Regions from separate parts of the Mus musculus genome. Here region 2 is linked to region 1. A link is a loop called in an ENCODE intact Hi-C map of the cell type or tissue named here. Cell type or tissue: left cerebral cortex. All regions are shown on one strand. Links, peaks and the distances in the headings refer to the core of each region. The heading gives the core; the rest is flanking DNA.

Evidence for each region. Hi-C counts contacts between places; a loop is a spot of excess contacts. Peaks named below come from ENCODE experiments on the same cell type or tissue, not always from the same donor. Only the 100,000 strongest peaks of a DNase experiment are listed, where the experiment ranks them.
Region 2: it touches region 1 in a loop (2.6-fold over the local background); 3 of 42 quality-filtered maps call a loop at or near these places.

Annotation. Positions count from the first base shown.
Region 1 is chr3:88,459,529-88,474,969 of GRCm38, forward strand. It overlaps Gm40089 (a long non-coding RNA gene), which reads right to left and starts at 6,607. Exons shown (of 4, transcript XR_867446.1): 1 at 6,486-6,607; 2 at 6,012-6,218; 3 at 5,803-5,856; 4 at 2,566-2,801. It also overlaps a transcript of Sema4a not described here and the pseudogene Gm5979. In left cerebral cortex, for the core only: a CTCF peak has its summit at 7,816 (motif pointing left); a DNase peak (open chromatin) is centred at 7,811.
Region 2 is chr3:88,327,647-88,343,087 of GRCm38, forward strand. It overlaps Tmem79 (transmembrane protein 79), which reads right to left and starts at 6,787. Exons shown (of 4, transcript NM_024246.5): 1 at 6,736-6,787; 2 at 5,246-6,036; 3 at 4,794-5,007; 4 at 1,007-2,286. The coding sequence starts at 5,993. The coding sequence ends at 2,073. It overlaps Smg5 (Smg-5 homolog, nonsense mediated mRNA decay factor (C. elegans)), which reads left to right and starts at 8,614. Exons shown (of 22, transcript NM_178246.3): 1 at 8,614-8,851; 2 at 14,212-14,310; 3 at 14,795-14,918; 4 at 15,234-15,390. The coding sequence starts at 8,778. Glmp (glycosylated lysosomal membrane protein) reads left to right here. Exons shown (of 6, transcript NM_020003.1): 5 at 211-467; 6 at 557-985. The coding sequence ends at 722. In left cerebral cortex, for the core only: a CTCF peak has its summit at 3,829 (motif pointing right); DNase peaks (open chromatin) are centred at 3,832, 8,600, 9,194, 9,899 and 1 more place; H3K4me3 peaks cover 2,643 bases; H3K27ac peaks cover 2,498 bases.

The DNA of each region.
Region 1 (15,441 bases), core at 4,024-12,023:
TAGGAAACCATCTTCATTAATAGCCTGACCCCTGGGGGAGGGGCTACTCTTCACAGGTTCAGGTCTGGTGTTCCCTTCCTAAACCACCTTACTAAGTAAGAAAGTGGTGTCTCCAGAAAACCCTCAGCAATACCCCTTGAGACCAACTAGAAGGAAAAAACAAAAACAAAAACAAAAACAAAAACAAAAACAAAAAAAACCCTGTGATGTAAGAGGCAGACAGGAGGCAGACTTCAGAAAGAACTTCCCAAAAGTCTAACGGTAAATAGGAACAGGAGATTAGAAACAACAATGACCTGGATTCTTTCTTGTTTGGGAAACAACAGAGGTAAGCAGAGGTTTGGGGGAAGTTTTAAAAGCTGCCTGCTCTTGAGTTACCCTGACATCAGAACTCCTTCTGTCCCAGCAGGGCCTTTCTTTAAGACAGGGAGGAACTGAGAAAGACCAACTCTAAAGGTTGGCTTTCTAGAGGTGCAGGATTGCCCACTGGGCACCATGGTCCTAAGAAACAGGGTTTCTGGGTACCGACCTGGCAATCTATAACTTGCTGTGTGATCCCAGGTTGGACCCTTGCTCTCTCTGACTCCCATAAGTCAAAGGGGGGCTCACTCTTCAGGCCATGGCAAGCAGCCTGGCTCCTCTGAAGAGTTCATAGTATTTTTAGGAAAAAGGAAGTAAGTGCCCTGGAGGGGCCAGGCAGGGCAGCGGGCTTCGCAGGCCAATCCCGGTTCCCTTTTGAGTCTAGGCTGAGATGGGGTAAGCATTTCCTTCCAGGATGGGATGAAGAGGACATGCCATGTGCTGGCATTTTCCATAAGCAGACTCAGCAGGGCCACCTGCGTGCTCCTGTTTCTGAACTTCCACCCTCACTGCCCTGCTTCTAGGTCTGGGGTTTCTGTACCCTCTCTGGGTGTTCTCTCAGGCACTTAAGGAAAAAGCAAGGTTGGAGCAGAACCCACCCCCATCGAGGTCCTTGCCTCTGAGACACTATCACCCTCACTCCCAGGGTAGGTGAGCCCCGTCTGTGGGAGGCTCGGAAGGGACTGTCTGCCACAGTGATCCAAGGAAAGTGGTGCCTACGTCTCTTAGGCTCCATGTCGTCCGGTTCCTCCCAGCCATACGCTGGAGCTAAGTTAGCCAAACAGGAGAAGAGGGATTTTAGTTCTTGAGTAGCCGTGGTTGGAAAGGGACCCGTTGAGTGACCTGACACCAAGCTCTCTTGTTCCCAACTCTCACAGGGAGAGAAAAGAGCCATTGCCCTGCTATGATGAATGCCTTCTGTTTCCCCTGCTTGCCTAGCCTCAGTTTCTCCAGCTGTGGGGAGGAGGGGTAGCCAGTACTGTTGATTGTGGGAAGGGCAGTGAGCAGCTGATGGAGTTTAGCAAAGGAAGGTCTCTGGGGGAAATTCGACTGGGAGGGAGGTGAAGAGACCCAGGCAAACTAACTGAAGAATCATTCTTGGGAATGCCCTGCCCCCCATGCCCTGGCAGAGGCCACACACAGACACACACACTATGATGTCCTGAATCAGGCACACGCACACTCCGTGTCCTGGCATCCCACTCCCATTCCACCCCTGGGGATCACGGGTCCCTTGCCCACCACTTTCACACCTTACCCCCAGCAGTACAGACCCCTAACCCAGGCGTCCGAGAATTCCAGCAGAGTCTGTACCAGGCAGGGGCGGAGCGAGCAAGGGCAGGCATGGTGGGGGAGAGGGCCTGCCAGCCCCCTCCAGTGCCCCAGTTCCCAGGCAGCTCTTAAAGAGACCAGAGAGAATTAGCCAGGGGCAGCTTAAGAGGTGAATATAGAGGAAAGCAGCCCTGTGAGACCCCACCCACCTTCCCAAAGGTCCCCAGACTTCCCTGCCTGTCCTGTTCCTCACTCCATGAGGACTGCCTTGTTGGCTACCCAGCTCTGACCACCAACTCCCACGTCCTGGCCCTTGTTCCCCTTGGGCTCTTGCCCACTACCTCCCCTCCCCCATACTCGTGCGACCTCAGTCTCAGTCTCTAGGAAGGGGTGCCAACTGGCACTGACTGGAACGAGGTGTGGAGAACAAGCCCAAGAAGTGAAAAGGCCTGAGACTGAGCTGTGTGTGTTGGGGGTGGGGGCACCACCCATAGTCGGTCTGGACAGGCAGAGGGACTTTTCTTGGTGATTCCCACAAGACTTCTTTTCTCTGTCATCAGGCTCTGGAGAGGCCAAGAGAGAGAGAGAGAAAGAGAGAGAGTGGGCCCTGGACACCCTCCCTTCCTACTTCTGATGGCCATCAATGTTGTGACAAGGAAGGGAAGTGTAATCCCAGCTTGGGATGTGGAATCTGAAAGATTAGAAGTTCAAGGCAATAATATGTGGTAGCTCAGACCTTTAGTTCCAGTGGACACAGGCAGATCTTTGTGTGTCCGAGGCTAGCCTGGTCTACATAGTGAGTTCCAGGCCAGCTAGAGTTGTCTGGTGAGGCCCTGTCTCAAAACAAATAAACAAAACAAAATACACACACACACACATACACACACACACACACACACACACACACACACACAACCGGATGTTCAAGGCCAGACTGGGCTACAGGAGACCTTGTCTCAAAAAGAAAAGGCTGAGAAGCTGGCTCAGGCGGGAAAGCAATAACCATGCAAGCTCAAGGACCTGGGTTCGATTCCCAAGCAGTCATGTGAAAAAGTCAGGTGCAGCAGTGAGCCCCTATCATCCAGTTCTGAGGTTGAGGCAGGAGATTCTTGGGTCTTGCTGGCCACCAGTCTAGCCCAGTGGGTGAGCTCTGGGTCCAGTGAGGCTTCCTGTCCAGGGAAACAAGGAGGATAATGGGGCTGGAGACATGTTCAGTAGTTAAGATCACTGAGAAAGAAAGAAGGAGGGGGGAGGGAGGGAGGGAGGGAGGGAGAGAGAAGAGGAGAGGAGGGGAGGGGAGGGGAGGGGAGGAGGAGAGGAGGAGAGGAGGAGAGGAGGAGAGGAGAGGAGGAGAGGAGGAGAGGAGGAGAGGAGGAGAGGGAGGAGAGGGAGGAGAGGGAGGAGAGGGAGGAGAGGGAGGAGAGGGAGGAGAGGGAGGAGAGGGAGGAGAGGGAGGAGAGGGAGGAGAGGGAGGAGAGGGAGGAGAGGGAGGAGAGGGAGGAGAGGGAGGAGAGGGAGGAGAGGGAGGAGAGGGAGGAGAGGGAGGAGAGAGAGGGAGGAGAGGGAGGAGAGGGAGGAGAGGGAGGAGAGGGAGGAGAGGGAGGAGAGGAGGAGAGGAGGAGAGGAGGAGAGGAGGAGAGGAGGAGGAGAGGAGGAGAGGAGGAGAGGAGGAGGAGAGGAGAGGAGAGGAGAGGAGAGGAGAGGAGAGGAGAGGAGAGGAGAGGAGAGGAGAGGAGGAGAGGAGGAGAGGAAAGGAGAGGAGAAGAAAAGGAAACCCGGGTGGTGGTGACACAGGTCTTTGATCCCAGTCTCAGAGAATCTGACACTTTCTTCCGGTCTCCGTGGGAACCACATGTGGTACATAGATATACATGCAGGCAAAAACCTATAAAGGAAAATTAAACCCCAAAAGGAAAATTTAATAATAAATCTAAAAAAAAAAAAAAAGGAAGTAGAAAGAAAGGAGAAAATAAAATAAGGAAGAAAGGAAGGAAGGAAAAAAATCCTTGGTAGAATGCTTTCTTAGAATTCATAAGACCTAGATCCTTGAGGATCCTTCAGGATCTAGAGTGGAAAATAGCTCAGTCAGTGAAGTGTTTGCCTCATAAACACAAGGACACGACTTACATCTCCAGAATTAACATAAAAATTATAGGTGCAGGGCTGGCGAGATGGATCAGCAGTTAAGAGCACTGGCTGCTCTTCTGAAGGTCCTGAGTTCAATTCCCAGCAACCACATGGTGGCTTACAACCATCCATAATGAGATCTGACACCCTCTTCTGGGGTGTCTGAAGACAGCTACAGTGTACTTACATATAATAAATAAATAAATCCTTTAAAGAAAATTATAGGTGCAGTGGTGCATTCTGGGAATCCCAGCACTGGGGAGGCAGAGACAGGAGGGTCTTTGTGCTTGATAGTCAGCCATCTAAACTAACTAGTGAGCTCTAGGTGAATGACAGACCTTGTCTTAAAGGAGGTGAACTGGCTTCCTGAGGATAATGCTAATGTTTTCCCCTGCCTCTGTACACCTACATGCACACACAGGTGCACCCATGCATGTGTGTGCGCGCACAACACACACACAATTCCCTGCACAGAAAAAAATGTTAAAACTGCATACTACAGGGCTGGAGAGATGGCTCAGCGGTTAACGGCACTGACTACTCCTCCAGAGGACCTGAGCTCAATTCTCAGCAACCACATGGTGGCTCACAACTATCTGTAATGGGATCTGATACCTGTGTCTGAAGACAGCTACAGTATACTCATAAAATTAATAAATCTTTAAAAACAACAACAACTGCATATTGCTCCTACAAAGGACCCAAGTTTGGACCCCAGTATCCACAACTGGTGGCTCACAGCATGTGTCTCTCCAGCTCCAGAGATCTGATACCCTCTTCTGGTTTTCACAGGAACCTATATTTATGTATGCATACATACGAGCAGATATATACATATAAATTAAATAAGATAAATATTTTTAAAAATAGATTGATCTTTCCAGTGAGCTAAGGTGGGACAGAAGAGACAGTAGAATCCAGAATGCCTCAGGGATTCGAAGCCTGGGAAACCGGACAAAAGGTGTCATCGGGGCTGATGGCAAAGTTTGTAAGAACATTTGAAAGTTGAGGATCAGACTTGCCATGTAGCCAAAGATGACTTTAAACTCCTGCTCTCCTGCCTCCATCTCTCAAGTACTGGAATCACTGGTGGGAGCCCCCATGCTGGCTTGCTCTCTTTAACCTTGAGATGCCATTAGACTTTCAAATGGATAACAAAGGTCTAAAGCAAAGAAACGACCTGTGGGTTACTGCTTTGTGCATGATATCCAAAGCCTTTGACCTGGAGGAAGCCTCTCAGATGTGAGTGCAGACAGGCCCAGTAAGCAGGGAGAGGAAGAATCATCGAAATTGGCTAAGAAGGGTGAGTCACCTGGGGCAAACAAGGTCAAGTGAAGTGAAGACTGAGAAGAGATGTGGCATTGGGTTAACAGACTGCATTGTGGGGCTTTGGAGACTTTGGCAAGGGCAGCCTGTGGTGGAGCACAGGAAACACAACAGCAGTTCTGAGTGGGGACGTTGAGTCTGAAGAGAAGAGGCCAGGGGTCTGTGTGGACACCTGATCTGGTAACCACAGTCCCAAAAGTCCAGTCATGAATTTTAAAAATCAGTCAGCTAGCCACTGGGCATGGTGGCACACACCTTTAGTAGGTGGATCCCTGTGAGTTCAAGGTCAGCTTTGTCCATGCAGTGAACTTCAGGCCAGCGGGGGATGGGGGAGGATGGACGGTCAGGATTCTGTCCCACAAAATTACCTGATGTGGGCATATTTATTTCTCTCCCTCTCCCTCTCCCTCTCCCTCTCCCTCTCCCTCTCCCTCTCCCTCTCCCTCTCCCTCTCCCTCTCCCTCTCCCTCTCCCTCTCCCTCTCCCTCTCCCTGTCTCTGTCTGTCTGTCTGTCTGTCAAATGTCTTACCATTTGGTTTTAATTTGCATAGATTCCTGCTTCTGTAAAGCCTTTAGTTGGTCCTAGAGGGAAATTTTCTTCTTGTAATAAGAAGTGTTCTGCACTCATGTCCTGACTCATAGCTGGTCAACTCTCCTGAGACACAGCCTGACTGTTGTGTAACACTCTGGGGAAATGTGAAAAAAATGTCTACTCACCCCAAATAGGGAATCAAAGACAGACCAAAGTGTGCATACCACCAGTGTCCAAGTCTGTGAACAAGTGAGCTTTATCAGAGGTTTCAGGGTTACTTACAGAAGCAAACAGCCTACCCCCAGCATGAGTGACAGCTCAAAATCTGGGAGCCCAAAGCACACTCACAACCTGCATGTAGCACCCGGTCTTAGAGAGCGTGCTTTCCACATACCTCGGTGCTCTGGGCCTCTTCCTGGCAGTTGTACTGAGCTCAGCTTCTAGGTAGCTCAGCCTGTCTGAGAGCATCTCTCAGCAGTCCTTGCTGCTTTGTGTATGCTTGGGGGATGAGGGACCTATCAAATCTCCATCAGTCAGGGACTACCTGACCAGATGTTAACTCAAAGGCAGCTTTGTTGTTCCAAACAGAAACATGTCCACCCTGGAGAGAGGATAACCAAAACTCAGGAAATCCCTGAAACTTAACAGACTCATCAGGTCCCTCCCTCCCAGAGATTATCTAACAAGGTAGGTCATTGCAGAGAGCTTCCAGGATGCAATTATCATGAGTCTATCACCAGACTGTGTTGGGCTTTTCCCAGCCCAGCAAGAGAAGCCATAAAAGTTGCACCCCGGGAATCTCTGAACAATTCTTAGGCAGCTTGACTGGTCTGCACCTCTACCCAGGTGCTGTTATGGTTTGCATCACCTTGGGAGGAGGCCTTGTCAATCTTGTACATTTCTGGTGCTTCCTAGAATTTGTAAGTTTGTTCTACTTCCTGGGTTTTAATGACCTTTCCTCTTGAGTAAGTAGCTCCCAGCGCTCCAATCCTTGCTCCATCTCTTACATTCTCTCTGCTGCTTTTCTCATAATGTTCTCTGAGCTGTAGAAAGAGGATACAGGGGCTGGTGAGATGGCTCAGCGGATAAGAGCACTACTGCTCTTCCAAAGGTCCTGAGTTCAAATCCCAGCAACCACATGGTGGCTCACAACCACCCATAATGAGATTTGATGCCCTCTTCTGAAGACAGCTACAGTGTATTTATTTATAATAATAAATAAATCTTTGGGTCGGAGTGGGGTTGACCAGAGCGGAGTAAGTGGGGCCGACAGGAGCGAGCAGAGGTCCTAAAATTCAGTTCCCAATAACTACATGAAAGCTCACAACCATCTGCATAGCTACAGTGTACTCATGTACATAAAATAAATAAATAAATCTTAGAAAGAAAGAAAGAAAGAAAGAAAGAAAGAAAGAAAGAAAGAAAGAAAGAGGATACAGATGTTTTCTGAGTCCTGGGCCACTAGCCACAGTAGTAGCCACTTAGTCTCAGGAGCTTGACAAGTTAGGAGTCTGTGTAGGACACCTCTCATTCCAAATATATATATATATTTCCTGGGGCTGGAGAGATGGCTCAGTGGTTAAGAGCATTTGTTGTTCTTCCAGAGGACACGATTTAGATTCCTACCGTTCATTTGGCAGCTCACATCTCTAGCTCCAGGGATCCAACAGGCTCTTCTGATTTCTGAAGGTACCCAGCACATAGAGAGCACAGACACACATTTAAGCAAAACACTCATACATATAAAACAAAACAAAACAAAATTAAAAAACAAGCAAACAAAAAACAGGTAGTAGTGGCACAAGCCTTTAATCCCAGCACTCAGGAGGCAAAGACAGGTTGATTTCTGAGTTTGAGGCCAGCTTGATCTACAGAGTGAGTTCCAAGACAGCTAGGGCTACACAGAGAAACCCTGTCTCAAAAATCCCCAAAAACCAACCTTACAAAAAGAGCAATTTTGGGTATATCATGGATGGTACACTAGTGCACCTTGCCTCCAGAATCCATGGCCGTTTTTTCCACAATCCACCTGGCTTTGTCGTCCTGCTATGAGGATACTTCACATCTCCCCTCCGATGGTCTCCTCAGGGCCAGCATGCACTGTTCAGCTCAGCTTAGGCTCACAGGTCTAATCAACCCGCTGGAGGCCCCAGTTCTGGCCAGCTAGCTCTGTAGCTCTTTCCTTTCCCACAGCGACACCTGGCGGTTGAAAGGGTCTTCGTCTCGCGGACAGTCTTCATCCCCAGCATACGCTCCGTTTCAAACAATCTCTACTTTATTTTACCTCATTTTCTGGGTTTTATGTATACAAATGTTTCACTTATGTGTGTTTAAATGCACTGTGTGTATCTTGTGCCCTCAGAGGCCAGAACAAGCCTTCAGATCCCTTGAAGCTATAGTTTTCTAGATCACTGTAAGACACTGAACCTGAGTTCTCTGGAAGAGCAGTCAGTACTCTTAACCACTGAGCCATCTCTCCAGCTCCCTGATCTATCTCTTTAGCCCCCACACTAAGTCTGTTAGTGTGTGTGTGTGTGTGTGTGTGATGCGTATGTGGGGTACACACACACCACAGTGCCTATGTGGAGATCAGACGATACCCTGAGGCATCATTCCCACCTTTATGTGGGTTCCGGTGATGGAACCCAAGTTGTCAGGCTTGTACGGCAAATGCTTCGCACACGGAGCCGTCTTGATGGCCTATGCTTAATCTTTTTTTTCACCTGTACTGTTTTATTTTTTAATGTACTTATTTTATTTGTGTGTGTGTGTGTGAATCTTTTGCCTGTATGTATGTCACATGTCACATGCATGTGACTGGCACGCTCAGAGATTTGAAGAGGGCACAAGATGCCATGAAAATGGAGATATGGAAGATTGTGGGCCACCATGTGCGTTCTGGAAGTCAAACCCAGGTCCTCTGTAAGAACAGGAAGTGCTCTGGCATCTCTACAGTTTACCTTATTTATCGGTGAACTGCAGTGAAAGTTCTGGAACCATCCAAAACTCACAGCATCTGACTTTTCCTTAACTTCCCCCACCCCCATAAGGAACACCAGCGTGACACAGACCTTGCCACATTCTTTCTAGGTGACCCAGACAGCTCCCTTGTCTGTGTGGCCCTTCTCTAATCCCTTTGATTGTTTTAACATTCATTTTTCTTTTTGAAAGGCAAGGTGGCACACACCTTCAATTCCAGCATCCAGAAAGCAGAGGCAAGTGGAACTCAGTGAGATCCAGGCCGGCCAGGGCTACTGCCACACAGTAAGACCCCATCTCATAAAAGAAAGAAGAAAAGAAGGGAAGGAAGGAATTACTGGGGCTGGTGATGTGGCTCCGGGTACAGCAGGGCTCTAAGCCTCTTCCTCTTCTGTTGTCTTCCAGTCTCTGCTCTTTGTAGGACTTTCTCAGTGGCTCGTGTGAGCCTGTCCGTTAGGCACTGGTTTGGCCTGTGTCGATTCAGTTCAGGCTGCCTTTGTTTTAAGAACGGATGGTAGCTACTGAGCTTCTTGAACTGAAGTCCCAGGAAAGGCTGTTGAGCACACGTGCCATTTCCATTCCCTGCCACTTGCATCCTGCAAGCAGCACCTCATATCTCCCTCTCTTTCCCCATGTGCCCCGCCACATCCGAGGTTGACACAGCAGACAGCAGCCATGTGTCTCTTTCCTATTGTAAGTGCCTCTTTACACAAGGAATACACTAATGTCTTGATCTGGGAATACAGGTGGTGTTTTCTTTTTCTCTTTGCCTTTCTTTCCTTTTTTTTCATATTTATTTGTTTGTTTGTGTGTATGTGTGTGCCTTCGTATATGTATGTGGTATGCCACATACATGCAGGAATCTGCAGATGTCAGAAGAGGGTATCAGATCCCCTGGAACTTGGTATCCACCATCTGGGTGCTAGGAACTGAACCCGGGTCTCCTGCCAGAGCTTTTAACCACTGAGCCATCTAACCAGCCCTCAATCTGTTTTTGTTGTTGTTGTTTGTTTGTTTTTAAATTTTCTTTATTTTATGTATATGAGTACACTGCAGCTGTCTTCAGACACACCAGAAGAGGGCATCAGATCCCATTACAGATAGTTGTGAGCCACCATGTGGTTGCTGGGAATTGAACTGAGAACCTCTAAGAGAGCAGTCAGTACTCTTAACAGCTGAGCCATCTCTCCAGCCGCCATTTCTGTTTTTTTTTAAGATGTATTTATTATTTTTAATAATAAATTGGGGCCACGTGCATCAAATCCCCTGTGGTGATTGGAATAGGAATGGCCCCCATAGACTTGTTGCAGGATATTCGATTACCATATGAACTCCAAGATTGTGTTACCTAACGAAAAAAACAACCTGTTTCTAATTATGGTGTGGTTCAGCCCTTAGCATACACCTTTAAACCCTCTGGCTGGAATATGGACACATCCTTGGTATACACCTTTAATCCTAAACAATGAAAGTAACATAACTTTGTAGCAGGAAGCACCAATGGGATGTTTCAATGTGATATCTAATTGAGTGGCAGACAAAGTGACAAATCAGAGAAAGACTTGACAGACTGGATACGCCCAACTCTCACAAGAGGGAGGAAAGGGAAGCTACTTAGGAGAGCAGTGCAAAGAGAGAAAAAGAAGGAGGCAGTTTTACTGGAAGAGTCTTACAGAGGCAGGTTGCAGAGATCAAGGCAGACATAGATTAAGACAGAATAAGCCAGAGAATGAGAAGGAGCCAGAAGATTAGAACAGATTGCTAGAGTTAGTTGAGGTCTGGCAGAGCAATTCAGGAGAGACCAAGAGAGAAGCCAGTTTGAATCAGTCAGCTTGGAGAGGAGCTTGAGCCAGGACAGCGGAGTTGAACCAGCCAGCCAGAGCTCAGAAAGAACAAGAAAAGGTGAGCTCACTTAGCACCAAGTTAACCATCTAGGTTAGATTGTACAGAGGCTAGGGGCTTCCAGGACTAGGCCTGGGTTAGCAGACAGAGGCAGTGAGCCTCAGAGACAGCAATGACTCAGGAGACCACTCTTTCATAGACTCCTGTGTTTGCATGCTTGGCTATAGGGAATGGCACTATTAGAAGGTAGAGATAACCATTTTGGAGGTGAGCTTTGAGGTCTCCTATGCTCAATCTAAGTGCAGTGTGAGACACAGTCTCTCCTTGCTGACTGTGGATCAAGATGTAGAACTCTTGGCTCCATCTCCAGCACCATATTGGCCTGTTTGCTACCATGCTTCCTACCATGACAATAATGTGCTAAACCTCTGAAACTGAAAGCTAGCTTTAATTAGATATTTTCCTTTATAAGAGATGCTGCGGTCATGGTGTCTCTTTACAACAGTGAAACTCTAACCAACATATCCCCTAGAAGCTGAAGTCACAGGCTTTTGTGAATACATGATGTGGGTGGAGGGAACTTGTTCTAGTTTGCTGTCTGTCTTAATTAGGGTTCTATTGTTGTGAGGAGACACCACAACCACAGCAACTCTTATAAAGGAAAGCATTTAATTGGGGCTGGCTTACAGTTCAGAGGTTCAGTCCACTGCCTTAATGGCAGGAAGCATGGCGGCACACAGGCAGATACTGTGCGGGAGGGGTCTCCGAGAGTGCTATATCTTGATCTGCAGGCAGCAGAAGGGGACTGTCTGTCACACTGGGCACAGCTTGAGCATATAGGAGACCTCAAATCCACCTCCACAGTGACACACTTCCTCCAGCAATGCCACACCTCCTAATAGTGCCTATCATACAGTCTATAAGGGCCATTCCTATTCAAACCATCACTGCACCCCATACCACATGAGAAGATGGAACAGATGTGCAGCACCCCAGGGACGTGCCACCCTCACACGGCTCAGCCTCAGCTTCCTGTAGGCCACACAGAGGTCTGTGTGCTCACAGAGAAGCACTAGAGGAGTCTGGAATGTTAAACACATGGTTGTTCCCGTAGGGAAGGAATGCACAGCCTTATGTGTCCAGAAGGCTGGTGACCTTTGCCCTGTGTAGCCAGAGACTTTTCCAGCACCAGATCATCTCGTAGACCCTTATCGTTAATTTGTTTTTCTCAATCTATAGAACCTATCTTCGTGGACCTCACAAAGAGTTCGCTGTCGTCATGCCTGGTTTGTGTTTAGCTCACTTTGTTTTTTTTAAAGCTATTTAGGAATGCTTTGTTGTGAACTCGGGATTGAGTTAATGATTACCAGAATAAGGCTTTAAACCAAATTGTGCGGTGCTAATTTAAGTAGGCCTAAAATAAACCACTTGGGGTCAGACTCCAGATCTTGAACCAACACCCATTATTTAGTCATGTTGAACCTAACTACCCTCTTGCCTCCCTTCAGTTGTTACGAGGTTGGATGTGGGGGTCAAAGAGACCTCTGTGGCTTCCAGCCTCAGCACTCAGGAAGTTGCCAGGCGTGGTGGCTCGTCCCTGTAATCCTAATAAGTGGGAGGCAGAGGCAGAGGCAGATGGATCTCTGTGAGCTCAAGGCTAGCCTGGTCTATATAACAAGATCAGGTTAACATGGGCTGCAAAGTGAGACCTTGTTTCAAAAGAAAGAAAGAAAGAAAGAAAGAAAGAAAGAAAGAAAGAAAGAAAGAAAGAAAGAAAGAAAGAAAACAAGAGAAAGAAGTTATTCTGCCCAAGTCTCTCTTTATATATATATATATATTTATTTATTATATGTAAATACACTGTAGCTGTCTTCAGACACTCCAGAAGAGGGAGTCAGATCTCATTACAGATGGTTGTATGCCACCATGTGGTTGCTGGGATTTGAACTCTGGACCTTTGGAAGAGCAGTCAGGTGCTCTTACCCACTGAGCCATCTCACCAGCCCCCAAGTCTCTTTAATAAGCCAGCGAGTTTACTGATGTTACTTACAAGTGCGTGGAGGAGAGTTCCTCATAGAAGCTTCGGTGACTCAAAGGAGCTGCACAAGCTAAAAGCCACCCCCAGCTGGGGTAGGGCTGAGGACCGTTGCATGCCTGACCATTGCACACCTAGAGCTCCGTGCACGGCCTGGAGGGTCTGCAAATCTCTTCTGCCCAGCTGTTCTTACTGCTTATGTTGCCTCGTGGATCTTCTCGGTTTAAGGAGCTTCCTGAGACCTTGTTTACTGCTTGAGCCTTATTTCATCTACTTCCTCAATAGTAAGAAGCTCCCTTCAGTTTTGAAAAAATAGCTGCCCACAGTTAATTAGCTTGATCATTGTTTTACACTGATTACATATCTTAAAACATCATATTGCATGTCATTTTATATATATATATATATATATATATATATATATATATATATGAGACATGAAGATATATATATATATGAGACATGAAGATATATATATATATGAGACATGAAGATATATATATATATGTATATATATATACATACATATATATATATATACCTTCATAAAGCTTGGGACACTTCTATACCAAGCATCATTTGTTAAATGTTTGCATATGTGTAGCTAGAGATAGATAAACTTCAGAGGAGAAAACTCTCTTAATCTGAAAAACAAATATGCTTACTATGGCTCATGCTGGAAATCCCGGAACTCAGGAGGCTGAGGCAGGAGGATCTTCATGAGTTCCAGGCCAGCCGGAGCTACAGAGTGAGGCTCTGTCTCACAGAACCAACTGTGTTAGCTACTTATCTCGCAGATTTGGCAAGACATCTGAGAACATGGTGGAGTACAGCTTTATCCCAGCAGTAGGGAGGAAGAGGGAGGTGGATCTCTGTGAGTTCAAGGCCAGCCTTGTCTACAGAGCGAGTTCCAGGGCAGCCAGGGATACACAGAGAAACCCTGTCTGGAAAAACAAAGCAAACAATAACAAAGAAAAAAAATTCCCCAACAACTTAAAGAAAGAAGGGCTGATTTTAGTTTGGAGTTTGGTGGGGACTGTACAATGAGAGTTGGGGGAGGATGGGTCCCTGATAGGAAACTCATCTGATGCCAGACTTTCTTACTGATGGAACTGAATTCCCTCGGGGCAAAGAGCTGGCTGCTGACAGCTGTCAAAACAGCAGCTGACTTAAAGGAAACAAAAGACCCAGCCGCACAAACCCCTGCTGAACAGAATTGGCAGTCAGAGCCTAAGGCACTGAAACAAGCCTGCGCAGACCCACAGCAACTGCGCACAGCAGGAAACTTTTAAGATTGAGGGCTCTTCACTGGTTGGTCCTAAGTCTCACCTTATTTGCATACCCCATTCAGCCAATGAGAACCAGGTGGTTTCTCAGTAAATTCAGACATACCTTAGGCTTCATGACACTTTCTCGTCTGAGCTTTATAATGAAAGGCACAGGTGATTTTAGCGCTCAGCCCTCACACATACCCTTGCTTCAAGACTCACCAAAGGCAGACCAACTTCCAGGACTCAACCTTTAACAGCTGCCGCAGGCAGGATAACTCATTCCATTCCTTCCTCAGCCACCAGAGACCTAAGATTCCAGCCTTCAAGATCCATCAGAGACAAAGAAATCTGTTTCTGTTGCTTCCCTCAGTCTGTAAACATGGTCTGAGAGGAACTGTCTCAGCTGGTACCCCAAAGCCCTCAGAGAAGTTCTCAACTATAGCAATCCCTCACTTGGCACGTGCCACCACCTCTTGCCTGGCACACCAGAAGTCTGCTGATTCAAGATGCTGGCAAACCCCCAGCCTCCTTCAGCTGGATCTCAGTTCTCATTTTCCTATTGATTTTACTCCTGTTGATTTTGGGGTAGTGGTGGTGGTGGTGGTGGTGGTGTGTGTGTGTGTGTGTTTGATATTGTTGTTGTTTTTGGCAGGGTCAGCCCAGGCTAGCCTGGAACTCTTAGAGATTCTTCTGCTGCTGCCTCCCATGTGCTGGGATTAAACTGGGATTAAACATCATGCCTGGCCCTTCCTTTCCCATTGATATTGTTTTTCCTGCCTGCAAAACCTGACAAGAATTCTGGCATTTGGAAAGACATATGGAAAGTTCAGGCCCTTCTGGTACAATTACAGATCCGTTTTCTTTCTTTCCTTCTTCTTTTCTTTCCTTCTTTCTTTCTTAGTTTTTTCGAGTCAGGGTTTCTCTGTATAGCCCTGGCTGTCCTGGAACTCACTCTGTAGACCAGGCTAGCCTCAAACTCAGAAATCCCCCTGCCTCTGCCTCCCAAGTGCTGGGATTAAAGGTGTGCGCCACCACTGCCCGGCTCTTCCTTCCTTCCTTCCTTCCTTCCTTCCTTCCTTCCTACCTTCCTACCTTCCTACCTTCCTACCTTCCTACCTTCCTACCTTCTGTCCTCCCTTACTTTCTTTCTTTTTGTTTGTTTTTTGTTTGTTTGTTTGTTTTTCGAGACAGGGTTTCTCTGTGTAACTCTGGCTGCCCTCAAACTCAAGAGATCTGTCTGCCTGTGTCTCCCTAGTGCTGGGATTAAAGGCGTGCCCTGCGCTGCCCAGACTAGCAAACAATACAGCCAGGATGGCTAAAGGTGACCCCAAGAAACCAAGGGGCAAGATGTTTGCTTATGCTTTCTTCATGCAGACACGCAGGGAAGAACACAAGAAGAAAAACCCAGAGGTTGCAGTCAATTTTGTGGAGTTTTCCAAGAAGTGCTCTGAGAGGTGGAAGACCGTGTCTAGCAAAGAGAAATCAAGAGTTTGATGAAATGGCAAAGGCAGATAAAATAAGCTATGATTGGGAGATGAAAGATTATATAGCAGCTAAAAGAGGCAAGAAGAAGGACCCAAATGCCTCAAAGGACCTCCATCTGGATTTTTCTTATTCTGCTCTGAATTCTGCCCCAAGATCAAATCCACAAACCCTGGCATCTCCATTGGAGATGTGGTAAAAAAAATCTGGGTGAG
Region 2 (15,441 bases), core at 3,728-11,727, 130 kb before region 1:
CTGCAGCTCCGTTCATGTCAGTTTCTCTCTGTAGAGGAGAGACTGGACCTCCTACATCTAGCATGTCATTTCTACAACTACACTTAGTACTGAGGACTCTTGGTGACTTAGTGCCTGTACTGCTGATATGCCTTCTGGGAGAGCTGGGGAAGCAGAGGTGTTGGTACAGGTTGGTCCTCCTCACCCTGCCTCCTTTGCTTGTCTCTCCAGCTGAACCAGCTGTTATGGGGCTCTTCTCCATCTGGCTTCATGCAATGGCGACCAGTGGCTTTCTCTGAGGAGGAGCGGGCCCGAGAATCAGCCCTCCCCTGCCAGGCTTCCACTCTTCACTCCACCTTGGCATCTTCTCTCCCTCATTCACCAATTGTTCAAGCCTTCTTCGGGTCCCAGAACAACTTCTGTGCCTTCAATCTGACCTTTGGGGCTCCCACGGGCCCTGGCTACTGGGACCAATACTACCTTTGCTGGTAAGAACTAAGGGTTTGGTCAAAGTGGAGAAAGGCTGAGCCGCTCAGCCTGCCTTCCTAAGCTTGCTTTTTAAACCCTCTTGCTCTAGGTCAATGCTTCTGGGCATGGGCTTCCCTCCGGTGGATATCTTCTCTCCACTAGTCCTCGGAATCATGGCGGTAGCCCTGGGAGCCCCAGGACTCATGTTCCTGGGGGGAGGCCTATTTCTGCTGCTGCGCCACAGGCGGTATTCTGAGTACCAGTCCATAAACTGAAACCCACTCTCCAGAGGGAAGGGCAGTGTCTCAGACTGTCGGAGGGTGGGGGGCCCAGGGTCATGATCTGCTTTTCTGCAGAACCTCAGAAGCCAGCCTCAACCTACTGGGGTGCTCCCAGTAAGTTGTCCTTCCAAACCCACGGAGAGGCCACGCTCACGGGTTCCCAAACTCCCGTTTCCTGTGGATGAAACTTGAAGGCCTACATGAGTGACTGTTGGCTGCCCTAAGGGGCATGAAATAGACATTTCCCCCATACAAGATTTCCAGTCTCTCTTATTTTTAAATGAGATGTATGTATTTTATTATGTATTTGTGAGTCTTTTGTTTGTATGGATGTGCAGTGTGGGATGGGGGAGGGCACTAGATCCCATGGAACTGTAACCCACCAGGTGGGTCCAGGGAACTGAACCAGAGTCCTCTGCAAGAGCAGCAAGTACTCTGACTGGCTGAGCCAGCTCTCCAGCCTAGATCCAATCTCTTAATGTGTGAGTGCTGTTGGGCTGGTTTGGGACGGTTTCAACAAACAGGAAGACAGAGAGAGGCTTGGAAGGCAGTTAGTTTCTCTTTGAGGGCCCGATTCTCCCCAGTCCTCCTTTGTACCCCTTGATGCTAGGAGGTAACTTGTGCCTGAGGGTGGGGGTGGGGGAGGAGCAGAATGAACGAGCCACAGGAGCCTGGCAGTGATTTATTACATACTCACAGCTATATGCTGGGCTGAGGGCGCTCTGCCTTCCTAGCCACCATGTGAGTTCACACCCAGTTCTTTTGGAGATTTTAGCTCTGTGCCCCGCCCCCTGAGAGTGGGACTCCTTGGAAGTTTGAATAGTGGAATGTTACAGAGACCCGTGTAGGTTGGGACAGGAAAGACAACAGCTACATATAACAGTCTTGACTGAGGCAAAAGAGTCTTGAGGCCAGTGGTAGCGGGTCCAGAACCAGGCCCCCTAGAAAGGTCTTCACCAACTATCTGACATGACATCAACTTCTACCCTCGGGCTAAGGCAGGTTTTCCTTCTCCTTGGCGCTCACTGGCACAGACAGTTCAGGGTGGGCTGTGGCTCTGCACTCCTGACCCACAGGAAGCTAGGGAGTGAGATGACCATCCCGCCATAGCACCTGTGCCATGGTGGGAAGCTGCCCAAGAAGGAAGTGTGCTTCTCCAGTCTCGACCTTGGGCTCTCATCCTCTGGGTTTGTAAAGCAGCGGCTAGGAGAGAGTAAGGGTATTTGGGGCCCCAGTGGGGAAGTAGCAAGGTTCCTCGCATCAAAGGTCCATTGCCTGGGCAAAGGCCAGGCCTACAACTGTTCCAGGGAAGTGCCGAAAGCCCCCTGTGCAGCTCTAGGTGGCTCAGCCCCATGAGCGGGGCCTGTAGTCGGAAACAGACCGAGCATGGTCAGGGTAGTCCAAGCGGCTCTCGGAGGCAGTGAGCATGCGCTCTGGCTCCACCACAAACATGTAATAGAGGTTCCACACCAGCATGGCCAAGAGTGGCAGGAAAGTCAGGCCATAGCCAAAGCCTCGGAAGGAGCGGCCCACAGCAAAGGTCAACCAGTATATCAGCCTGTGGAAACAGAACAAGAGTCAAGAGCGGACAGTGAGAGACTAGACGGGAAGGGTTGCCAGCGCCGATACTACTCCAAACACCCACCCAGTTTATATGTATGTCCCTGATATCTGCTTTCCCACATCTCTCTGAGGTGAGACTCTCTCTCTTTTTTTCCCCCCGAGACAGGGTTTCTCTGTGAAGCCCTGGCTGTCCTGGAACTCACTCTGTAGACCAGGCTGGCCTCGAACTCAGAAATCCGCCTGCCTCTGCCTCCTGAGTGCTGGGATTAAAGGCGTGCACCATCACTGCCCCGCTGAAGTGAGACTCTTATTCCGGTCTTCTACTTACTATTTAAAATTTAAGTTGGCAAAACTTAATTTCATGATTAATTAAATTACAATTGAATGTTCATTTATGTGATGGAGAGTGAATTGAGGATTCAACTTTGATATTGTCTCCCCCTTTTCTATTTCCCACCTTCTCCTCAGCCCCCACCCTAGGCATCCAGTGCTACAGTTTCTTGAGTCATCTGTTTTGGAGATACTGACAAAAAGTAATGTGTGGTGGTTCAGGGCTTCACAGAGCTAAGCTATACCACCAGCTCCCCTAGACCTGCCTTCATCCTCCCAAGTGAAGGGGTTAACAGGGCCTCTACCAGCAGTGCTACCCCAGTAACTGAACAGCATCCCTAACCCGGTGTCTCCCCTTACTCTCAGCTGTTTTGCTTGTTACTTTTTAGTTAGTATTTGAGTCAGAGTCTCACTATGTTGCCCTGGAATGGCAACATGTGTGTGTGTGTGTGGGGGGGGGGTCCTCCTGCCTGAATACAGCACTACCGGGGACCCCAGGCCTGCACACCAGGCTCCATTCTAATTCTTAGCTCCACTGTGTCCTGTATTTACCCTTTGCAGATAAAGAAACCAAGATCCTGCTAGGTGTGGTGTCACAGGCTTTTAATCCTAGCACTCAGGAATCAAAGGCAGGCAGATCTGTGAGGCTGAGGCCATCCTGCTCTACACAGTGTGTTCTTTCCAGGACAGCCAGGGTTATGTAAAGTCCCTGTCCCAATACAAAACAAAACAAAAAGCTCACTTTCAATATTCAGTAGTCTGAGGCCGGAAGATTGCTGAGAGTTTGAGAGGAGACTGATTGACATATTTTCAGGCCACTGTGGGTCTGATTGAGATCCTGTCTCAATGAGATAAAATAAAATTCATTGGGGGCTGGAGAGATGGCTCAGTGGTTAAGAGCAGTGACAGCTCTTCCAGAGGTCATGAGTTCAAATCCCAGCAACTACATAGTGGCTCACAACCACCCATAATAAGATCTGATGCCCTCTTCTGGAGTGTCTGACAACAGCTACAGTGTACTTATATACAGTTAATAAATAAATTTTAAAAAAATAAATAAAATTTATTGATGACTTCAAATCATATAAAAAAAGGGGGATGGGGGTAGGGGAAGGAGACCTCAGTGAGAGTTAACTGGCCTCTGGATGGAGAGGCCAGTGCTCTTAACCAAGGCTCTACTCGCACCCAGAGAGCAATGGTATCAGAGCCATTCAGCCACTAGAGGGGGCTGTTTAAGTGCAGGAACTGGCCTCACGAAGGTCAGGGTAGGGGCAATCCATTCACTTCTCTTTCTCTCTTTCTTTCTTTCTTTCTTTCTTTCTTTCTTTCTTTCTTTCTTTCTTTCTTTCTTTCTTTCTTTCTCTTTAAAGATTTATTTATTTATTATATGTAACTACACTGTAGCTGTCTTCAGTCACTCCAAAAGAGGGCACCAGATCTCGTTAGGATGGTTGTGAGACACCATGTGGTTGCTGGGATTTGAACTCTGGACCTTCGGAAGAGCAGTCAGGTGCTCTTACCCACTGAGCCATCTCACCAGCCCCTCTTTCTTTCTCTCTCTCTCTCTCTCTCTCTCTCTCTCTCTCTCTCTCTCTCTCCCTCCCTCCCTCCCTCCCTCCCTCCCTCCCTCCCTCCCTTCCTTCTTTCCTTTCTTTTCTTTCTTTTTTTTTTTTTTTTTGATTGTTTGTTTCGAGACAGGGTTTCTCCGTGTAGCCCTGGCTGTCCTGGAACTCACTCTGTAGACCAGGCTGGCCTCGAACTAAGAAATCCGCCTGCCTCTGTCTCCCAAATTCTGGGATTAAAGGCGTGCACCACCACGCCCAGTTAGAGGCCAATTCTTAAAGCTATTTGGATGGAGAGTTTCAGAGTAAAGTAGCTTCAGTGAACACACTAAATGACAAATGAGGTTAGAGTACGCAAGGCAATGGATTCAACACTATACTAAAAAAAAGTCAAAAGCTCCCCATTGCCATGGCTCTGAGACCAACTGCTACCCAGTGTAGCTCAACAGACAGCAAGCTCATCACTGCCTGGTGCACATCCAGAAACACCCCACCCCGACTCCCATCCCCGACCTCAGGTTTGCAGACCTTCAGCTCCCTGGAGGATCTGGAATCATGTCTTCCTCATGCCTACCCCAGCCATGGCCACCCCAGCCCCCGCCCGACTCACCGAGATATGGCAAAGAGACCGGTGAGCAGCGGGAGCAGCTTGAGGGTGTCCTGGGGCAGATAGGTGGAAAGCACAGCCAGGTTAAAGAAGTAGAGGATGAAGAGCTGCACAGACTGGGCCACGTACTGCCGGTGGATCTCCACTTCCCGCCTCGGCTCGCCGAAGGGCCGAAGCGCAGAAAAGCACAATAGGCTCAGCCCGTACACAAGGAGCCCTATCAAGAGGGTAAGCACATGGGATCAGAAAAGGCAGGAAGGTTGGGATGGGTTTCCCAGAAGATAGCTCTTTGGGTCGGGGCTACAGAGTGGACACAAGAGCTCCCTGGAGGAGAGGACAGAGAGTGGCAGGTTCAGGATACCCTGAGTGGTTCCAGCAGAATGAAGAGAAACCACCCAGTCGAAAGCTCTGTAATCCACTTCCCAGGTAGCCCTTCTCCACGGGGCCAGACTCACCGAGTACGATGGGAAAGGTGGCAAAGACCCCACAGCGAAGGGTGTAAACCAAGCGGGAGCTCATGGTGGGCAGCCTCGGGGCATCGAAAGGCAGGAAGGCGTATGCTCCGTACAGCAGACAGGGGAAGAAGATGAGGGCCGCCACCACCGAGGCGACAGCTCTCAGTGCCTCACGACCTCCACAGCTTCCACAGCCCCCGCAGGACCGGCCAGGGGGTCTCACCACGGCCTCAGCCCACTTGCGCTCTGGGGGCTCAGGGTGGCTGAGTCGAGCTGGCAGGAAATTCCTGAGCTCGCCTGGTCCAGCGTCGCGATGCAGGATGCGCTCCTCCTGTGGCTTCCGCTCGATGCACTGTAGATCAATGGGCACGAAGGCCCTAACTGTCTTCTCGGGGAGCAGGTTGGCATCCTCTTTGAATGGCTCCTCCGACTTAGTAGGTGCCTCTGACTCTAGGGGCTCTGGTTCAATATCTCGCCAGCCCGGGGGATCCGGAAGTGGGGCGCTAGGATGGGGGTCAGTTCCCCAGGGTAAAGTGGCAGCCTCACTTATTGTGCTGTCTGGACCATCCTCAGGCCCCTCTCTGACTATAGGAGACCCTACTGAAGACCCCACTCTGAGCGACTCAGTTCCAGGGGACTCAGTCCCACCTTCTTCCTCTGACTGCAGGACTAAAGCCTGCGGTGGGCTCTTCTCTGGAGTCTCGGGTTCCTTCATGTCCAGCAGGGCCAGTGTCTCCGGTTCTGTCATTGTGAGGCTTCAGTTCCGAGGGCTACCACAGAACGATGTCATCCTATAGGCAGTGGGAGAAGTTCTGTGAGAATACCTAGTCTTCTGGCCCCAGGACAGTTTCTCAGACCTAGAACTCCCCAGAGAAGCTGGCCTCATGGGACTCTAGGGAGAACACTGTGGGGAGGAAGGTGTTGAAACAGAGAGGCGGGCGGGCAGCAGAGGAGCGAAATGGAGGATCCCTTTCAAAATAAATGTCATCCAGCAGGACAAGGGTGAGTCAGGGGGCACAAGCAGAGGCAGGTGTGGCCTGTCTATACCCACACCTGCCTTCTACTCTCTCCACTAAAACTCCCGGATTTTTGGCCACCCTGGCTTTGGAATGGGAGGCTGAGGTGTCTAGGACTAGGCGGAGTTTCTCTACAGCCAAGGGTCACCCTATAGATAGAGAAATTGGCCCTTCCCCCTTCCTTCCACCTGCCCTTTGACCTGCAGGTCCCTCCAGGAACTCGACACCAGATCTCGGTTCCTCAGTCTCCATTCCAGGAGTCGGTCATTTTCTGAACTCTCCCATTGCCAGTCTCACCCGATTCAGCTGGGCTGGGCTCCACTCAGACTCCCAGCTCTAGTGTGGCCGTTCCCAAGCCTTCCTCTTGTTTCCTCCCCTGCCACCCTCCAGCTCACAGCTTCTGGATTGGGCTCCCTTCGTTCACCTCTTGGGCCCCTCCTACCCCTGCCCTTTGGATCCATGATACCCTCTTACTTTCCATCTGCAAAGAGGCGGAGGATCTCCGGAAAGGAGCTGCCTAGCTCCTGGCTGGCTCTGCAAGTATTTCCCAGTTTCCCTCCCTTGCCTGTGTCTCCAAACCTGTCTGACCAGAGCGGGTGGGGCCCAGATTAAAGGCGCAGGCCCTGCCCTACAGAATCTGCCTACTGGAAGGACTCTACAGGAGGACGTCATCCTTTTTGAAAGTAAGGGTGCAGCTGGGCACAGAGGTGTGGACTTAATGTATTCTGGGATCTGTAAGAGCTTCCAGCTCAGGGAAGCATCAGGGTATAAAAGTGGGTTTGTGTATCAAAGGGTGCTCAGAGTAAATTGGCTAAAAGATGACACTGCAAGTTTGTTCATCCAGTAAATGTTTATTGGGTATCTATTATTAATGAGGCGCTATTTCTGTGGTGGTACAAGCCTTTAATCCCAGCACATGAGGCAGAGGCAGGCAGATTTCTGAGTCTGAAGCCAGGCTGGTCCAGCAGCCAGAGTTATGTAGAGACTCTCTCTCTCTCTCTCTCTCTCTCTCTCACACACACACACACACACACACACACACACACACTCCAACAAACAAAAAAAGTGCTAGTCTAGGCACATGTACAGAAAAGAACAAAGTGACAAGGTTTCTAGCTGTTCAGGTAACCAACATTAAAGTTCACACCAAATCAGTAGTAGAATTTCAGTAGTGAGAGCCTCTTTAGGGTGACTGAAGCTGAAACCCAGTGGAAGTTCCCTGTAGAGGAACAGCGCAGCCAACAGATGGAAAAAGACTTGAGGCAGTTTGAGGAATAGAAAGGAGACTTGGTGGCTGGAGCCAGGAGCATAGTGGTATATACATTGCCATTATAATGTGGAGAGAGAGAGAGAGAGAGAACCCCAAAGATCCGCCTTATAGTTAGGAAAACAATAGGGCTGACAAGATGGCTCACCAAGCCTGACTACCTGAGTCTGATTCCCCAGAGAACCACACTTTTAAAAGAAAACTGACTCTCCCAAGTTCTCTGGCCACGTGTATGTTGTATGCATGCACCCACAAAATATAAATAAATAACTCTCTCGGGAAGAATTCCTTTAAAAAACAAGCAACTTCAGGAGCCACCCCTCAGGCGCGCTGGGATTTTGGCAGCTGACTTGACCTTGTGCATGCCGATCTCCACAACCTCCGGATCTTAAAATCTTTTCGCTGCCCCTCTTCTGCAACGATGTCTGATTCAATGATAGCTGGCCCATTCGTTTTATTATTTTATGCACTTTGGCGTTTTGCCTCTAAACATGTCTGTATGAGGGTTTCGGACCCCCTGGAGCTGGAGTTTCAGATGGTTGTGAGCTGCCATGTGGGTAGTCACTTCTCCAGCACCTAGCTGTCCCATGGCGAGCTTTGCACTCTACGGTCTCTTTTCTTTTCCCCTGGAAACTTAATTTTTTTAAATTCATTTTATTTTGGGGGCTAGGGAGCGTGACACGGAGCTCGCGTGTGAAGTTCAGGCCAACCTGCTGGAGTCAATTCACCTTATACCATGCGGGCTCCAGGGGTCGGGCTCAGGTTGGCCGCAAGCGCCTTTAGCCGCTGAGTCATCTCGCCAGCGCGCTCTTTTTAAACTTGAGACAGGGTCTCTGCACGTAGCAGGGTGGGAACTCGCTGCAGGTTGCCTCGGCTGCCGACGAGCTAGGCGGATGAGCCTGCGCTAGAACGCTCAGTTTCTCTACATCTGTGGCAATAAAGTGTCCCCCGAGGACTTAAGCCCAGCAGAAGCCATGCCACCCACAACCAGCTCGGTTGACTTCCCGGAGAGAGAAGGCAATTTTTCGCGAGACTTGGTGGGTTGGTCGCCGGTCCGCGGCTTGGCGGCAGCTATCGCGAGATTTGATAGGTGGAGGAGGAGCCATCTCAGGCAGCCGCCTCACAGCGATGGCGGCCGAGCAGGGCCGGCGGCAGTGGCGGCTGCGGGTACAGCTGGAGACGGCAGTGGAGGCGCCAGTGGTGGGTGGCGGGGGCCTGTGACCAGGAGGTGCCCTCGGGCCCAGGCACCATGAGCCAAGGCCCTCCTCCAGGGGAGAGCAGCGAACCCGAGGCAAAGGTCCTCCACACCAAGCGGCTTTACCGGTGAGAGGGCCAGGGTGTGTGTGTGCAGCCGCGGCGGGGAAGCGGGGCCGGCGAGGGGCGGGGCCTGCGGCTGGCGGGCGGGCCGGGCGAGGGCGGGGGTGCAGCGGGGTGCGGGCGGGCGTCCCGGGAGGAGCTGAGAAGCAGTGGGTGGGTGGGTGGGTGGGAGGTTTGAAGCGAGTGCAGGAACCCCTGCCGCGGTGAGCCTAGCGTGACGCGGGGCTTTGCGGAGTTGGAGAGAGCCGGTGGGAATTGGGGGCAGCTGAGGATGGGGGTCACGGGTGGAGAAGACCCGAAAGGGACTGGTGCTCAGAACCCTACCGGGCACCTGTGGTTTACTGGAAACAGCCATTGACTGACGTCCTCCAAACCAGGTTCATGTCCTTCATTTGCCCCTCTCGCTATGTGACCTTGGGCCTCAGTTTCTTCCTTAAAAGGAAGGATTTGAGCCGGGCGTGGTGGCGCACGCCTTTAATCCCAGCACTCAAGAGGCAGAGGCAGGTGGATCTCTGAGTTCTGGGCCAGCCTGGTCTACAGAGTGAGTTCCAGGACAGCCAGGGCTACACAGAGAAACCCTGTCTCGAAAAACAAACAAACAAAAAACAGAATTTGATTGATGGCTCATCCCTGGCTGCTCTTCCCGAGGTTCCTGGTTCGATTCCCAGCACCCATATAGCAGCTCATTAACTGTAACTATGGGATCTGACACTCGCACAGACATACGTGTAGGCAAAACACCAGTGCACAAAAATTAAAGGTAAATCTTTTAAGAAAGAAATTTCAAATTTTATATACATATATAGGTTTGATTTGAATACACTATGAAATCCATTATGGCTTACATTTTGTGGACTCTTGAGTTGGAATAAAGACTAGAAAGGCTAATTATTTTGTTGACTAGGAAGGAGGACTTTGGGTTCATCGGTGCAGGCACCCTGTGACTCAGTTCTTCCTTAGGATCTCATGTCCACAGAGTGTAGGTAAAACGTAGATCGCAGAGCTGAGTCATGGGAAGATGAAGAGTGGAGACCACGCTGACTGTTCTGCCTTCTAGTAGGAGGTGGAGCTCCAGCTTCCGTCTTACCTCAGGCCCTGCTGAATGGAGGCTGCCATGAGAAAACCCAGAGCTGCTTGATTCATGTGCTCTGCCTCTTCTGGCCTTGTAAGCTAGGAGGCGAAAGGGAATGTAGGCCTGTTTGGAAATAGGAAGTTGATGCCACGGCTTCCATCCCACCAAGGGGCCCCAAGCAGTGATCCCCAGGCCGAGGAGTTCTCCAGAAATGGCTTGTGTAACCAGTCATGCCTCGAAGTGCTGAGCAGCCTGTCAGACACAGCGTGGGCAGTGTCTTCGATATTCCTTGCTTGTCTCCAGCCTGGGGAATGGCTCTGGACAATCTTCTGACTGTGTCAGGCCAGCTTTCTCAATTTCTCACACCTTCCTTTCTCAGGACTGACAGGTTGAGCTGGTGTGTGACAGGTTGCTTGCAGTATGTGACTTGTATGTATGTATGTGGGTATGTGTGTGTGTGTGTGGGGGGGGGGTTATCTGTGACTGTGTTGGTTTTGAGCAGGGTAAACAACTGAGGCAGCCAGTTTTGTTATGTTTGTGTTTGGTGTGTGTACATGCATGTGTGTGTGTGTGTGTGTGTGTGTGTGTGTGTAAGGCACTGGTGATGACATTCTGACTTTTGATAAATGTGTTAGTCTGTGGAGCTGTCATTGAGTTTCAGAAAATTGGAAAAACTCCTGAAGCTAGCAATCTACAAATAGAGCATTTTGATTTCTTTTAAGGCTATCCAAAGAAAAAGAAGGAAGAAAGGGGTTGCTGGGGAATCTATAAACACCACTGAATTTATTAGGTTTATTAACTCTGTACTTATTTTAGAAATATTTGTACGACTTTGATTTGAGACAAGACTAATTTTTGTGGTTTTTCAAAGGGAGATTATAGTTTTGTTTGTTTCTTGAGCCCTGGCTGTTCTGGAGCTCTCTCTGTAGATCAGACTGGGCTGGAACTCAGAGATAAGCCTGCTTCTGCTTCCTGAGTGCTGAGACGACAGGCGTGCGCTCTGGCAAGGTTCTATAGTTTCTTGAAGAAGCTTATGGTCTGATAGAGAATGGGGAAGAGGTGCTAAGTACTCCCAGAGCTAAGTGTTTCTCTTTGGAGCTCTTTTTAAAAATTGAGGCCGGGCGTGGTGGTGCACGCCTTTAATTAATCCCAGTAATTAGGAGGCAGAGGCAGGCGGATTTCTGAGTTCCAGGACAGACAAGGCTACACAGAGAGAAACTCTGTCTTGGAAAAAAAAAAAAAAAAACAAAAGATAAATAAATACATAATTGAGAATGTAATGAAATTTCTGGAGTCTGTTCATAAAAGTACAAATGCTTGGGCTGGGGGTGTAGTAGGTTAGTGGAGGCTCTGGGTTCAGTCTTCAAGTGGCATCAACAAAAAAACAAAACACCTATACTCTTATTAAGTCTGCCTGTGGTACTGAAGCCCCTTTGGGCTCAGGATGCCTAGACAGGACAGTCACTTGAATTTGAACTCGGAGAATGAAGACAGCAAGATCCTGTCCCTAACAAACTCACCCTGTCCAAGGGACTAAGCTGCTGCCTCTAGCATTGAAGTCCAGCTTGGCAGAAAGGGCTTGGCTCTCACTTCTAGGTAGCCTGAAAGGTGACTGAACTCCAGAATATTTAGTTATCAAGCTTGTCTGTGAGAATGCTTTGATTTCCAGCCCACTCGTTCAGCTGGGTGCTGTCAGTCATTTGGCCCTATGTAGGGTAGCTTTTAGTAGTGTGCTTGCTACTGGGTCATACAGAGTCCAGGCTTGCTGTGGTCCACTTTCTCTGGCCTAAGAGCACATCTTGGTTTGTTCTGGCATCGTCAGTCTGTGTTTGGATTGCCTTTGTGTCTACAGCAGAGCTTAATTTGCCTGCTTCCATAGCTATTACTTGCCATACTTTTGTGTAAACTAGAGAAGAGCCTACTTTGGGGACTTCTTAGGCATCTGTGGTATAGTTTCTGTGGCTGTCTTTGCTATGGTGGCTCACTTGCCTCTTAGCTTCTAGAATCAAACACCTCAATTATATAACAAAAAGGAGGGAAATTAATGCTTATTGAACATTTACCGAGCATTGTCATGAGTGTTATATTTTTTTAACAAAGCAGTTAATTGTCATATTTCCATTTTATAGTAAGGTGAGCTGAAGTATATGCAATACCACAGAGCTGGTTATGAATAGAGATGAAATTAGAGCCCATGAAGTTTGCTTCCAAGCCTACAGTCTTTTTTTTTTTTTGGTTTTTTCGAGACAGGATTTCTCTGTGTAGCCTTGGCTGTCCTGGAACTCACTTTGTACACCAGGCTGGCCTTGAACTCAGAAATCCACCTGCCTCTGGCTCCCAAGTGCTGGGATTAAAGGTGTGCGCCACCACTGCCCAGCTGAAGTGTTTTTTTTTTTTTAAAGTTCTGTTCATCTATTTCGTATGTACACGAGTATGGGCATACTTGTGCCATTAAGTACCAGAGCTTGTGTGGTGGTTAGAGGACAACTTCTGGGAGTCAGTTTTTCCCTTTTACTCTGTAGAACTCAGGGACAGATTGAGGTCGTCAGCAGACTTCATCCAAAGCCTTAACCCTTAACTGAGCCATCAGGCCATGCCACCATTTCCTCTTTGAGACAGTCTCATGTGCCCCCCTAGTTCGTGAATGCTGGGACTATACACGGTCACTCAGTTCTGTTTATTTGTTGGTTTTTTTTTTTTTTTTTTTTTTTTTTTGCTTTTATTTATTTGTGTATATGCATACTTTTAGCATACTTCACATTAAATTTATAATTCACTCAAAAAAAATCTCAGGACAGAATTAGAACTAGAAAAACACTTATCCTTATATTTCATAAGCTACATGGACTCAATCTTTCCTCATCCCTTTATATTTTCTTCTCTTTTATTTTATACTATATGCATGGGCACATTTGTTTACATGTACACACACCCACATACATACGTGTATATCTATACACACACGAGATTTTGAATATGAGAGAAATGTGGTTTTTTTTTTCTGAGACCTCTGTTTTGTTATAATGAGTAAAGTATGAATAAACATATACCTGTGTATCTGTGTACGTGTGTGTCTGTGTTTCAGAATGGAGAGATGAAGAGTACATATTTTTCTTCCAGAGTTTGAATCTTAAAACCCATAGTTCACAATTACCTCTGACTCTAGCTCCAGAGAATTTGTCACCCTCCTCTGGCCTCAGGTGTGTGTGTGTGTGCTGTTTCAAAGCATTTGCCCTTGTGCATACATAATAGCCCTGACACTCATCTGGAATCATGGACAACTTCATGACTCCAGGTGAGTGTCCCATGACTTCATGGGAGTCAGTCTTCTCCCTCACCATGTGGGTGGGGCTCCAGAGTCAGACTTGGGTTATCAGGCCTGACATCAAGTTTTGCCAGCCCATGGTGCCTTATTTTTGTTAAGATTTTTTTTAAAAGTATATGCATATACATGAAAGGGTTGTGCATGTATGAGTCTCAGTTACTCACAGTCATGTCCACTCTGTGTGTGCTTGAATTCAGGCTCAGATCCTCACATTTGCACACTAATTGTTCTTACCAGTGAGCCATCTTCCCAGACTGAGAACTTCTTTCTTTTATGTCAGAGATGATAAGCTCTTATATAAGAATCCACTCCATCGCTCTGAATTGAATGTTTACTGAATGCTAAAGCTGTAAATAGATCGTTACATTTAAATCTTATAAAACTATTCTACGTACCTGCATTATGTGACTCATTTTTATTAATATGGTGACCTTTAAGAGGCTGGGTAATTTGTCAGGGTTAGAACCCTAGAGCTTCTGTGTCTGGAAGTCGGTACTCTTCCTATTGTGAGGGGTTTCCACCTTAATACTGTTGACATCATGGGTAGGGTAATTTTCTTACACTGAGCCTTGCTACATTGTCCAGGCTGTTTTTGAAGTTGTCATTGTAAGTAATCTTCCTGCTTCAGCCTTTGAAGTCCTAGGATTACATCATGACCCCCAAAGGGTAATTTTTTTTTATTTTGGTAGGCTCATCTGTGTATCAGAAAAATTTTAGTAGAATACACTAAATGCTAATAGTGCCTTCCTCAGGCAGAGAGACAGACAATGTCTTAATTTTTGCCACATCCCTTGAGCAGGGCTGCTGTATCTGAGTGAAGTCTGCCTCTTCATTTTCCTAACCCTCAGCCTTCCCTTCCATTTCTCTCCCCTTCCCTCTCCTCCCCATTTCAGAGTTTCTTTAGAATCTGTATTCTGGCACCCAAAGTGAACTATGTGTCTGACTCAGGGGCTCTTTGTTTCACTGCAGGGCTGTGGTGGAGGCTGTGCATCGGCTAGATCTCATCCTTTGCAACAAAGCTGCTTATCAGGAAGTGTTCAAACCAGAGAACGTTAGCCTGAGGAACAAGTAAGCTGGGGACTTGAACTACAGAGTCTATTTCCCTGCCTGCCTTTATGAGTAGCTTTGCTGGTATAAATTAATATACATTACCTTTAACCTCCTGACCTCATGGTACTCTAGTGAAGTCTCTGGCTTCCCTGAGAGAACAGATGAGAATCCTTGATTCTGTCTGCAGCTTGTACATCCACTAGATTGGGACCATAAAAATGGCATTTGAGTTGAAGGGGATTGGTCATGTGAAGGGAAAAAAGTAACTAAGACAGAGAAGAGACCATGTGGGGAATGAAGAGTGTTAAGCTTCTTGCTATTTCCTGCTCCTGTTTCTGTCTATTGGAGACTCCTTGCCTTCCTAGGCAATCCGAGTCATGATACGATGTCTCTTGGGAGGCAGAGCTCTTTTGGTGTTGGTAATAGCCCATGCCTTGCTCTTGGCTCTGTGTGTTCCTCCTCAAGGGATGACTGCGCCTCATGCTCCCTTCTCCCTCCCCAGGCTACGAGAGCTCTGTGTGAAGCTTATGTTCTTGCATCCAGTAGACTATGGGAGGAAGGCTGAGGAACTGCTGTGGAGAAAGGTATACTATGAAGTTATCCAACTTATCAAGACTAACAAAAAGGTAAGGGGCCCTAGGACGCAGGTGAAACTTGTTTAAAGAGGTGAAGTTGAAGAAGTAGAGAGCTAGAAAAGTGGGTGCAGTACATGCAGGGGTGGAGCAGAAACAAGGAGTCACACAAAAATGAAACTGGAGAAAGAATAGAGCTTGTCACATGAGAGGTCTAGTAACACAGCTCTAAGGCTGTGGGGTAACGTGTGGGAAGAGAGGTGTGCTTGAGACTCTAGAGCCCAGAAGAGAAGAGAGGTCCTCAGATGAGCAGGTTGCAGCAGAGGGAGCGGCACTCTGAGCTCATTTCTTTACTTTCCTGGTCTCCAGCACATCCACAGTCGGAGCACCTTGGAATGTGCCTACAGGACTCATCTGGTCGCTGGCATTGGCTTCTACCAGCATCTCCTTCTCTATATCCAGTCCCACTACCAGCTGGAACTACAGTGCTGCATCGACTGGACTCACGTCACCGATCCCCTCATGGGTGAGTGAGACGCTGAGCTTCTTGTCCCTCATTGTCTTCAGTGTTTGAATA